3 separate regions of the Homo sapiens genome follow, and regions 1 and 3 are each linked to region 2. The links are chromatin contacts, found by Hi-C or POLR2A ChIA-PET in ENCODE. All regions are on one chromosome and are shown on one strand. Each heading gives the region's core, a stretch centred on a gene start or an enhancer-like site at or near the end of the contact. The rest is flanking DNA. Distances are from core to core; before and after follow the strand shown.

Evidence for each region. Hi-C counts contacts between places; a loop is a spot of excess contacts on that map. ChIA-PET counts read pairs that join two places held with the same protein, here RNA polymerase II (POLR2A). Pooled maps may share reads with other maps.
Region 1: a map of adrenal gland shows a loop between it and region 2 (3-fold over the local background). The contact joins the enhancer-like site here to the promoter of HIC1 in region 2. A Hi-C loop is called at or near these places in 47 of 168 maps with a recorded cell type or tissue (B cell, CD14-positive monocyte, CD4-positive, alpha-beta T cell and 30 more), 37 of 37 single-sample maps with no recorded cell type and 47 of 50 pooled maps. POLR2A ChIA-PET finds 5 or more read pairs at or near these places in 15 of 52 experiments (A549, AG04449, AG04450 and 11 more).
Region 3: a loop to region 2 is called in a pooled map, with 2.3 times the contacts of the local background. The contact joins the enhancer-like site here to the promoter of HIC1 in region 2. A Hi-C loop is called at or near these places in 3 of 168 maps with a recorded cell type or tissue (CD4-positive, alpha-beta T cell, CD4-positive, alpha-beta memory T cell and naive thymus-derived CD4-positive, alpha-beta T cell), 4 of 37 single-sample maps with no recorded cell type and 12 of 50 pooled maps. POLR2A ChIA-PET finds 5 or more read pairs at or near these places in 2 of 52 experiments (BJ and WTC11).

The regions. Positions count from the first base shown.
Region 1 is chr17:2,280,523-2,284,476 of GRCh38, reverse strand. SMG6 (SMG6 nonsense mediated mRNA decay factor) reads left to right here. Exons shown (of 19, transcript NM_017575.5): 7 at 742-852; 8 at 1,618-1,830. Among named protein-coding and RNA genes, the nearest start is that of SMG6, 21 kb to the left of the region's middle. Within about 2 kb of position 1,981, at least 2 of the 41 ENCODE cell types and tissues checked have a DNase peak (open chromatin) inside an H3K27ac peak, as active enhancers do; they include CD14-positive monocyte and adrenal gland, where a contact is called at or near this core.
Region 2 is chr17:2,053,669-2,057,707 of GRCh38, reverse strand. HIC1 (HIC ZBTB transcriptional repressor 1) reads right to left here and starts at 2,605. Exons shown (of 2, transcript NM_006497.4): 1 at 2,470-2,605; 2 at 1-1,037. The coding sequence starts at 1,017. RefSeq lists silencers at 1,512-1,631, 1,682-2,091, 2,132-2,181, 2,322-2,821, 3,572-4,039 and 4 more.
Region 3 is chr17:1,833,103-1,837,019 of GRCh38, reverse strand. The region is part of intron 1 of RPA1 (replication protein A1); the gene reads right to left. Among named protein-coding and RNA genes, the nearest start is that of RPA1, 5.1 kb to the right of the region's middle. Within about 2 kb of position 2,484, at least 4 of the 41 ENCODE cell types and tissues checked have a DNase peak (open chromatin) inside an H3K27ac peak, as active enhancers do; they include CD4-positive, alpha-beta T cell, where a contact is called at or near this core.

The DNA.
Region 1 (3,954 bases), core at 732-3,231, 230 kb before region 2:
CTGACCCACTTCCTTTTTCTTTACTTCTTCTTTTCCCTATTAATTGCTTATAAATAGACTTGCTGAATTTCTTGAATAATATCCATAAAATGTTCAACTCAGCTACTTATTTATTTTAAAAAATTATCAATAACAATGGCAACATCATTGATTAAGTACAGTTAAGTGTGAGACAGTGGACAACACTTTGTAAACCTGAGGATACTCCTCCATTGGGTATTATTACTCCCATTGTAATGTTGAGGATATAGGAACTCAGGAAGATTATTACATAATAATGTAATAATCTTGGAGTCTTTTGTCCAAAGTTTCCGAGTCAACTCCTGGATTAGCCAGTATTTGGACCAAGGTCTGTCTGGCTTGTAATTTCGTGATTTCATTATAGCATACTGACTCTCTGATAAGAACAGGAAATATAAAGTGAATTGAACATCATGCTTTTTCTAAGAACAAGATGTAATTTCTGTTTATATTTTAAGAGCCTGTTTATTCCTTTCTCTCCTTATGAGTACTTGGTTCTTGGAGCACCTCTGCATGTAAGATATAATACTGTGCAAGAAGAGATCTGTGATGTAATTGCAATGGCTTCTCCTGTGGATAGCATTTCTGATTTTGTTGTTGGGATTCCTCTCAGTTTGGGAGACAGGCTGGGAGAGATAGTAGGGTTTCCTGAGTCAGCTGCCTCTTGCTGGAGTTAGGACGAGAATTGGTTGACTGAATGTCTCTGGCCTCTTTCCACAGAGGAGGAAGCTTGACGCTGTCTATTACTATATGCGCAGTTTAGCTGCCAGCAACCCTATCCTGACTGCCAAGGAGAGTCTCATGAGCTTGTTTGAAGAGACCAAGCGGAAGGTGAGTGGGGATGTGGCAGAACCCTTCCTTCCTCGAATAGTGCATTTCCCTGAGTGTTGGTGTGCCCTAGCTCTGCGCACCGGCAGGATCGTAGCCAGTGAGGTTTATCCAAGGTGCAGTTATTGCTCAGTGTCTGTGTGTCCTCGGGGAATGACTCATAGTGTCCTTAAATGGTCCCATCAGACTGTGCTGGTGGGTAGTTGGTCAGCCCCTGTGCAGAACAAAACTGTGATCTTCAGGAGAGCTTTCAGGGGCCCTTGGATGTACATGTACGTGCTCTACAGCCTTCAGTCTACAGAATTAATAACTATATGAAACAAAGCAGATGACACTCTGCTACTTTGGGACTGTGGTACAGTATTTTTATTGTCAAATAAATACCGGTGAGGTGAGGCTTTTCTCTTTGTAAGCTGAGTCTCAGGAAAGTCTGAGCTCATGTGTGTTTTTTGTTTTTGAGACAGAGTTTCGCTCTTGTTGCCCAGACTGGAGTGCAGTGATGCGATCTTGGCTCACTGCAACCTCTGCCTCCCGGATTTAAGTGATTCTCATGCCTCAGCCTCCCGAGTAGCTAGGATTACAGATATGCGCCACCACACCCAGCTAATTTTGTATTTTTAGTAGAGACAGGGTTTCACTATGTTGGTCAGGCTGGTCTCAAACTCCTGACCTCAAGTGATCCGCCTGCCTCCGCATCTCTAAGTGCTGGGATTACAGGCGTGAGCCACCACACCAGGCCATGAGCTAATGTGTTTGTATGTTATATAGGCAGAACAGATGGAAAAGAAGCAACATGAGGAATTTGACCTGAGCCCTGACCAGTGGCGGAAAGGAAAGAAGTCTACTTTCCGGCATGTTGGAGATGACACCACTCGCCTGGAGATCTGGATTCATCCATCCCATCCACGGTCTTCCCAGGGCACTGAGTCTGGGAAGGATTCTGAGCAAGAGAATGGGCTGGGCAGCCTGAGTCCCAGTGATGTAAGTTCCTGAGAATGATGCAATGAGCCAAACTAGCTCAGTAAGCCTGGGTGCCCTGGTTCATACAGCTGTGAGGCACAGATACTTCCCACTGATTGCAAGGAAGACAAACCACTTGAGGCTCCCTGATGGTCTTTTCCCTTCTCATGTACGCTTCCTTTATCTTTATTATGTACTTCCCTCTCTCACCACTATGTGTCACTGCAGAATTTAGTAAAAGTAGGATTAGAATTTTTTTTTTTTTTTTTTTTTTTTTGCTGCTTTTTGTTCAGCGTCATCAACATGATGCTTTAGGATTCTATGTGGGATTTTGTACTTATCTTTTCCTCTTGGTTGACCTTATATTCCGAGAATGAACTAAAGTAGCATGGATAGGTTAGTTAGTCTGATTTGTGATGGGCTTTCTATGGGATATCCTCTTATAACTCTTGGGCGGGGACTTTTTCCTTTAAGCCAGGAGAAATGACAGTAGAAAAATCACAGGCTTGTTTAGAAGATTTCTCCTCTTCATTGACTCAGTAAGTAATTATCGACAGTGTGCCAGTCACTAAAGATAACAGTGAACAAGATCTCTTGCTGTCTCAGTGCATTCTAGTGGAGGACGCAAGAGACTTAACATTGTAATTACTTCTGTTTTTGGGGTGCACACCCAGTATATGAGAGCACATAGCCATGGGACCAAAGCAGCCATTGGTCAATTGAAGTATAAAGAACAAGTAGGAGTTAGCTTGAGAAGGAAAGGGAGGTGGTAAAGTGATTCCCAGGCAAAGGAAATAGCATATGCAAAGGGCTGAGGCTGGCTGGGGGAGAGAGAGCACGGTAGGTGGAAAACTGCAGTGGCTGGTTCGTTGCGCCTTAAGGGTAAAATTCACCCAGTGGGTGGTGTAAGCTGGGGCTAGATGTTGAAGGGTCATATGATAAATTATTTGACCTTTATCCTGAAAATAGTAGGAAGCTATTGGATGCTTTAAATAGGGGAATAACATCTGCTCTTCAGAAATAAACCCTGGCCGCTTTGTAAAATGTTTGGAGAAGAGTAAGACTAGAAATAGGAGACAAGGAGGGTGCTGCGGTAGTTCCAAGTGAGATATGAAAAAGACTTGAACCAAGAAATGGCTTTGGAGGTGGGAAGAAGTGAACAGACACAAGTCATATTATTACAGTAGAATCCAAAAGACTTGGTTGAACGTGGGGAGCTCAGGGAGAAGAAAGAGTCAAGGTCTGGTGTGGTGGCTCCCATCTGTAATCCCAGCACTTTGGGAGGCCAAGGCAGGAGGTTCGCTGGAGCCTAGGAATTCAGTACCAGCCTGGTCAACAAAACGAGGCTTCTGTCTCTGTAAAAAAATTTTCAAAATTGGCTGGGCATGGTGATGCGGGCCTCTAGTTCTAGCTACTCAGGAGTCTGAGGCAGGAGGATTGCTTGAGTCCAGGAGTTCAAGGATGTCATGAGCTATGATCCAGCGTAGGTGCCAGAGCAAGACCCTGTCTCAAAAAAGTCAAGAATGAGCCCAAGAGCGTCAAGGCTGCACCACTGCACTGCAGCCTGAGTGATGAGTGAGACTCTGCCTTCCAAAAAATAAATGAATACAATCAAAAACAGGGTCGGTCTCTGTTGCTCAGGCCAGAGTGCAGTGATGCGATCGAAATCCTGAGTTCCAGTGATTTTCCTGCCTCAGCCTCCTGAGTTGCTAGGACTACAGGCACATGCCACCACACCCAGCTAATTTTTTGTAGCGATGGAGACTTGCCCTGTTGCGCAGGCTGGTCTCAAACTCCTGGCCTCAAGCAGTCCTCCCGTGGCCTCCCAAAGATCTGGGATTACAGGCATGAGGTGTATCATGTCTGTCCCATTTTATTTCTAATTATACAAATAATAGATGAATATATTTTTGGTAAAAACTTTAAATTCTTGTAGGTAGACTACAACGTGGTAATTTGTTTTCTAAACTATTGATGAAACTATATATTTTTAGTTTGTACATCATCCTTGGGTAACTATTACCCTTAATTTTCTTTAAATTTAAATCTTTGAGTTTGAGCTTTTCATTTTAGGCTACCAGCCCTCGAAGAAATCTGCAGTTTCTGGCCTGACGCGGTGGCTTACGCCTGTAATCCCAGCACTTT
Region 2 (4,039 bases), core at 1,356-3,855:
CTCTTCGCAGCGCTCGCTGGGGGAGCCGCGCTCCCGGCCCAGCTCGTCGCCATAGCTACCCAGGCCCGGCTCGTGCTTCATCCAGCGATAGAGGAGACTAGGCCCGTCGGGGCGGCCGGGGGGCTCGGGTCCCGGGCTGCCGCTGCCGCCGCGAAATGGGTCGGAAGGCGGTGCGGCCTCCTCCAGCTTCTGGAAGGGCAGCGGCGGCAGCGACGGCAGGGCGAGAGGCGGCTCCTTGTAGGCGGCGGGGCCGGCGCTGGGAGGGCTGTCCGGGCGCGGGGGCAGCTCGCGCTCAGCCAGCGGCCGCTCTGGCGCCGCGGAGCCCGGCGGGCTCTTCTTGGACAGGTCCAGGCCACAAAGAGGGGAGCAGCGGCGCTCCGAGGCACAGAGTGCGGCGGCCGGGCCGGGTCCCGACGCGTACAGCTCGGCGCAGTGCGTGTTGACCGCGGCCTCTGGGCCCGAGGGCGGCTCCGCGGCAGGCGGCGGCGGAGGCCCGACTGGGGACGGGTAGCAGGCCTGGATGACCGGCGTGGCGGCCCGCAGGCCCCGGCCCGGCCGACCATAGGGCGCGTAGCCGCCGCCGCCGCCGCCGCCGCCCCGCAGGTGGCAGTACTTGCCGTGGCGCTTGAGGCGTTTCTTGCACAGCGCCACGAGGTCGGGGATCTGCAGGTAGCTGGCGGCGGCCAGCACGGCGCCCAGGCTCGGCTCAGCCCCCGGGGCCACGGCCGCGGCCGCAGCCGCCTCTGCGCCGTCAGCCAGGCGGCCGGTGTAGATGAAGTCCAGCACCAGGCGGAACACGGCCGGGCTCACCATGTCATGGTCCAGGTTGAGCAGGTTGTCATGCACCACCAGGGACTTGAGGTAGGCGCTGCTGGCCGCCAGCACGTTCTTGTGCGCGCGGAAGAGGGCGTTCTGCACCACGATGATCACGTCGCACAAGAAGCCCTTGGTGCGCTGGTTGTTGAGCTGCAGCAGCAGCTGCCTGGAGTGGCCGGGCGCCTCCATCGTGTCCAGCATCGTCTGCCCAGCACACTCTCCTGCGGGGACACACACCGGCCGGGTGAGAGCCGTGCGGCGCCCTGGCCGCCTGGCCCCAGCCCGGCACTTCTCCCCTCCACTTCCCCTTCCCTCAGCTGAGCGGGGGCATCAGCCCTGCGGCCTGGGCACCGGCGAAGGACCGGCTGCCCTCTGGAGTGGGAGCCCAGGCCGGCCCGCCCGGACCAGGAGAAGGAGCAGGAGGTGAGCGGCCGCCGGTGGAGGGGAGGCCAGGGCGGCCTGCACGCCCCAGGGCACCTGGCTGGGTGCTGGGGCTTCCGAGAAGAAAACTGTTCAGGCGCAGTGACCCTTTTGGAGACAGTTACCCGATTTAAGTAAAATGTCCGCTTCAGGAAAAGTCATTCAGGGCGGAGAACTTTACCCAAGTAGGGAGAAAGGGAGCCGAGGAACCAGCGCCTCCCGCCTCGGGAGAAGTTGCCCCAGTTGGGGGAAGTGATACGGAGGAGGGGAGCGCGGTGCCCGCCCTGGCGCCGCCCTGGCCGGGGGCTGTCAACCCTCGGTCGGGGCCCGGGCGGCGGCCGCGCGGGGAGCGGAGGCAGCGGCTGCCGTGGCGGGCAGAGCGCGAAGGCCGGGCCCGGCGCGGGGAGGGCGTTATATCGGGGCAGGAGGCTGAGGCAGGAAGCAGGTGGGGGGGAGGGGGGAGCCACGCAGCTCCCAGGGGAGGGAGGGGGCAGCGCCCCGGGCGGGCACGGCGCACAGCCGGCTGCGGCCCTGACCCGGGCCTGCGCCCCACCCGCGTCCCGGCCTCGGCCTGGGCCCTACACGCGCGGGCCCGGCGCCTCCCTCCGCGGCTCCCCCGGCCCCTTCTCCCCCGGAACTCCGCCGCCCCAAACTTGGGGAAAAGTTTTCCAACTGCAGACAGGGCGGGAGGAGTGCGCCGGCCCCAGGCCCTCGGCTCGCAGCTCTTCCTCGCGGCCCCCAAATCCGGCGGCAGAGCCCGGAGCCGAGCCCTGAGCTCCCCTGCCCGCTGCTCGCCCGCCCGACCCCGTTCCCCTCCTGGCCCGCGGGGCCCCGCGGCCCGTTACCTGCGGTCCCGGCGGGCCGGGCTCCCCTCCCCGCGGCGGTGGCAGCTCTTAGCCGATGCCCCACCCGCCGCTGCCAGGCCCCGAGCTGTGCCAGGGCAGCGCCCCTGCCAGCCCCGCCCGCCAGCTCCCCTTCCCTTCCCTTCCCCTCGCCTCTCCAGCCCATGTGCGGGCAGAGCCGGCCCCGGGCCGCTGACCCCGCCGTGAACCCGGCGCGGAGCCGCGGCCCGGTGGTCCTGAGTCCGAAAGGGACGACACCCGGAGCCCTGAACGCCAGCCGCCAGCCGCGATGGGGCACCCGCGCCAGAAGATGCACCCGAGGCGGCCGACGCACGAGGACCGGGCTGTCCCGGGTCCCCCGTCCCTCCCGGTCCCCGGCTCGAGGACCCACCTGGGGGGCATGTCGAAAGCCCCGGGCCCGGCTGACGGCGGATCCAGGGGGGACGTGGCTGCGCTGCCCTCCGCCCGCCGGGCCCCCGGTCGGTCTGTCCTGCTGGTCCGTCCTCCCCGCGTCCTGGTCGCGTCTCAGCCCCGCCGCGCTTTCCGCACACTCTTATCTGGAGCGGCCCGGGCCGGCGGGCGCTGCTGCGGCTATGGCGCCACCTCGCGGGCGCGCAGGGCTCTGCGCGGCAGGCCGCTGCCTTCCTCCCGCGCACCTGAGCTGGAGGCGCACAGATGCTGAGCCCGCGGGGAGGGGCCCACCCTACCCGCAGGTTCGCCCTCCCACCTGTACCCACCTGGGACCCCGACCCCGGACACGCGAGTCCCAGAAACCCTGGGGCTTTGAGCTGAGCGCTCCCATGTACGTATTTCTAGGCACACAGCCCCAGTTCGGAAAAGTCCTGCCCGCGAGCACGGGACTCGGGTGGTGGGGGAGAGGTTATCCTGCGCAGGAGTAGCCGAGCTCTCCTGGAACTCCCCGTAGACATTACTGTACGGCACTGTCCACTTGGACGCACTCCCCAACACACCCACCCTCACTCAGGCGCATGGATTCGGTGTGCGCGGCATAAACTGATTTGTCCCCAGCCCTATCCAGGCACTGATACTAACAGGCGCTCATGTTTCCAGAAGCACACCCGCCCCTTCCCGCAGCCCTAGCGCTCTGGGATACTCCAGGGGCAGCCACGTAGGGCCCTCCGGGAACCTGGGCAGAGGTGTTACCCACACAGCCCGCCCTGAACTTTCGGGTCTCCTAAAGGAACCCACGACGAGTCATCAGGGCGACTGGAAGTGGCTGGACAGCGCCTCCGGGGGGTCCAAAGAAGTAACCATGGGGCCCTAGAATCCCCCTGTACGCCGTTTTGAAGAATCCCGCGTGGACTTCTTCTCCAACCCACCCGCCCGAAGGAAACAACAGGGGCGCCTGCGGCTGGGACCCCGCAAGGTCCCGCGCCCCACGTGAAGGTCAGGTTTGTGTGGGTGACGTCTCTTCTGGGAGAAAGGGGACCCCGCACTGTCGCGCCGCTGCTCGCAGTACTACTCCGGAAGTGGCCCCGTGCAGCCCCGCCGCGCACCAAGCCTCCTGCGAACGCCGGATCTCCGCGGCCCACGCTCCGCCTCCGCCCCGCACCTCCTGACCCCCGCCCACACACGGCGTGGAGCGGGGGGGGGGGGGGTCCCCGAGAACTCCGCCGCTTCCGATTGGCTGCGCCTCCCTCCACCGCGGAGCGCGAGGGGCTGGGGCGCTGCGTTACCATGGCAACCGGTGAGGTGCGCCCAGATCCTGTCCCTCCGAGGCCTTGGAGAGCTTAGCAACCGCGCTCGCCGCCCCCCGCGCTGTCCTCTGGCCCCCATGGCCCCGCCAGAGGTACCGGCTGAGTCACCGGGCGAGGGGCAGCGGGCGCGGCTACCAGCGGCCCCCGAGCGACACCAAGGTCTCGGGCGCCCCCCGGAGGCTCCCTTTGCTGCGCAGGCGACTTCACGGCTTCGGTGCCTGGCGGAGGCTTCGGTCCAAACGA
Region 3 (3,917 bases), core at 1,235-3,734, 220 kb after region 2:
CTAAAAATACAAAAATTAGCTGGGGATGGTGGCATGCGGCTGTAATCCCAGCTACTCGGGAGGCTGAGGGAAGAGAATCGCTTCAACCCAGGAGGCAGAGGTTGCAGTGAGCTGAGATTGCGCCACTGCACTCCAGTCTGGCAACAGAGCAAGACTGTGTCTCAAAAAAAAAAAAAAAAATTTTTTTTTAATTAGCCAAGAGTGGTGGCATGCACTTGTAGTCCCAGCTACTCAGGAGGCTGAGGTGCGAGGATCTCTTGAGTTCAGGAGGTCAAGGCTGGAGTGAGCCATGACTGTGTCGCTGCACTCCAGCCTGGGTGACAGAGACCCTACCTCTGGGGAAAAAAAAAAAACTGCTGAAAGAAGCCAGACACAAAAGGATAGATATTATTTGATTCCATTTATATGAAGTCTTAGGAAAGGCAAAACTAACCTACAAAGGTAGAAACCAGAACACTGGTTGCCTAGGGTGAGGATGGAGGTGGGGAAGGAGCAAGAGGAGTTGTGCGTTGATGGAAGTATTCTATATCTCCACAGGGGCAATGTGGTTACAGGGGTGCGCACATTTGTCAAAGTTCATCAAGCTGTACATTTAAAATACGTGCAATTTGGCCGGGCATGGTGGCTTATGCCTGTAATCCCAGCACTTTGGAAGGCCAAGGCAGGAGGAGCATCTGAGGTCAGGAGTTCGAGACCAGCCTGGCCAACATAGTGAAACCCCATCACTATTAAAAATACAAAAATTAGCCAGGTGGTGGCGTGCACCTGTAACCCCAATTACTAAGGAGACTGAGGCATGAGAACTGCTTGAACCTGGGAGGCAGAGGTTGCAGTGAGCTGAGATCACGCCACTGCACTCCAGGGTGACAGGAGGAAACTCTGCCTCAAATAAATAAATAAATAAATAAAAAAGGTGCAATTTACTATACGTAAGCAAAATGTCAATGACAGTGATTTTTCTAAAAAGCAGTTATTCTGGGGAACAGTACTGGACAAGGTAAGGCAGGAGGTCAGTAATTACATTAAACACCTCTTTCTTTCTTCTTTCTAAATGAAATAGAGACAGGATCTTGCTATGTTGCCCAGCCTGGTATCAAACTCTTTCTTGGCCTCAAGGGATCCTCCTGCATTAGCCTCCCCAAGTGCTGAGAGTACACATGTGAGCCACCATGCCCGGCCATGAACACCTTTCTGTTCCGTTTGATTTTAAAACCACGTGCATGTATGAGGGGGATTCAAAAAGTACACGAAAAATGTGCATTATGAAAAAACTATGCATGCATTTCAAAAATTTTTTTTGCACTAAAATAAACTCATACTAACTTGTTATAACATGTCTGAACAAGACCTAGTTTGAGGTACTAAGAAGGATAAGACATCAGTTTGAAAAGAGCCCCTATCAGAGCAACATGAATTCTGCTAAAATGGAAACAACAACAAACAACAAATTCAAGGGGAAGGTTGGGTGGAAGAAGGATGAGATCACTTATGAAAGAAAAGTATATGGGGACGATGCTCCAAAGAAATCAGCTGTTTACAAATGTAACTCATTTTAAGGGACAAGGCCAGGCACAGTGGCTCATGCCTATAATCCCAAAGACTTGGGAGGCAAGGCAGGAGAACTGTTTGGAGACCAAGAGTTAGAGACCAGCTTAGGCAAGATGGCGAAACCCCATCTCTACACAAAATTAAAAAAAAAAAAAATTAGCTGGGCATGGTGGCATGCACCTGTACTCCCAGCTACTGGAGAGGTTGAGGTGGAAGGATCACTTGAGCCCAGGAGTTGGAGGTTGCAGTGAGCTATGATCATGCCACTGCACTCCAGCCTGAGAGACAAAGAACAAGACTCTGTCATTTAAAAAAAATTACGGCCAGGTGCAATGGCTCAAGTCTGTAATCCCAGGACTTGGGGAAGCCGAGGCGGCAGATCACTTGAGGCCAGGGGTTCAAGACCAGCCTGGACAACATGACGAAACCTCATCTCTACTAAAAATACAAAAATTAGCTGGGCGTGGTGGCGCACGTCTGTAATCGAGAGACAGAGGCAAAAGAATCACTTGAACCTGGGAGGTGAAGGTTGCAGTGAGCTGAGATTGTGCTTCTGCACCCCAGCCTGGGCAACAGAGTGAGACCCTTTAAAAAAAAAATCCCTAGTAAGTATATAAAGCAACAAATGTAATACTCAAGGGCACATGTGTTCAAATCTTCACCCCATGGACACATTATTCAACCTCTCTGTACTTCCTTCCTCTGTAAAATGGGAGTATAATAGCTATCTTCTAGGGTTACTTAAGTACTGACTACTAAAGCATCTGTCACATTAGAAATAGTCAAAAACATTAGTTCCCTTCCCCTTTCGTTATATAATTAAGATACAAATGCTATGTATTCTGTTGACCACAAGAGTTCTATGCATCATCTCTTATTTTATCATGTGACTCTTGCCCAAACGCCTTCACATGTGTGTGGTATTTGCGTACCCTTTGTGGCCTGTGTCTTTTGAACGAAAATGATACCTGCTTTAGCTGATAATGAAAGTCAGCAAAGGTTCTCCAACTCATTCCATCACCACAAACACATGTGAAACTTTCATTCTTCATTTATGAACAAAATACTTCACCTACGCTGGAAATAGGTTTATAAAATTTTGAATATAAAAACATGGCCAGGTGCAGTGGCTCACATCTATAATCACAGCACTTTGGGAAGCTGAGGCGAGAGGATCGCTTAAGCCCAGGAGTTTGAGACTAGCATGGGCAACAGAGTGAGACCCCATCTCTAAAAAATAAAAAAACTTATCAAATTATTTAAATATCTCCATGATCATTCTTTATTTTTTTTTGAGACAGTCTCACTCTGTCGCCCAGTCTGGAATGCACTGGTGCAATCTCGGCTCACTGCAACCTCTGCCTCACGGGTTCAAGCAATTATCCTGCCTCAGGCTCTCAAGCAGCAGGGATTACAGGCACACGCCAACACACCCAGCTAATTTTGTATTTTTAGTAGACCAGGGTTTCCCCATGTTGGCCAGGCTGATCTCGAACTCCTGACCTCAAGTGATCCACCTGCCTTGGCCTCCTAAAGTGCTTAGATTACAGGCATGAGCCACTGCGCCTGGCCCATGATCAGTCTTTTTAAAAGTGAAGAACCATTCTTTTCTTTTTTTCTTTTGAGATGGAGTTTTGCTCTTGTTGCTGGAGTGCAATGGTGCGATCTTGGCTTACCGGAACCTCTATCTCCCGGGTTCAAGAGATTCTCCTGCCTCAGCCTCCCAAGTAGCTGGGATTCCAGGCATGCGCCCCCACACCTGGCTAATTTTGTATTTCTAATAGAGACAGAGTTTCTCCATGTTGGCCAAGCTGGTCTCAAACTCCCAATCTCAGGTGATCTGCCTGCCTTGGCTTCCCAAAATGCTGGGATTACAGGCGTGAGCCACTGCGCCTGGCCTAGAAACATTCTTAATTTGTCTTAAAGACACAAGGTAGCAGCTATAAAGTAAATGAAAGCTACAATTTAAAATCACTTCCCCGGTTTCAGCATTCACACATTCCTAATTTATTTAAATATTCACTTGAGTCCAACAATAGTTCTTCCTGTTCCTGTTTTTCCCCCAAGCTGCCTTTCTTCCCCATTCACCTGTCCCTTTCTTCCCACTGCCTCATTCATTCATGCAACTAGCAAGCATTTATTCAGCACCTAAAACTTGCCAGCACTTCTCCAGGTATTGGGGATACAATGCAGAGTAAAATAACCCAGACATGATTGCAGGCCTCATGGAATTTACACAAAGTATTAGGCCAGGCACAGTGGCTCAAGCCTGTGATCCCAGCATACTGGGAGGCCAAGGTGGGTGGATCTCGAGGCCAGGAGTTCAAGACCAGCCTGGCCTACATGGCGAAACCCTGTCTCTACTAAAA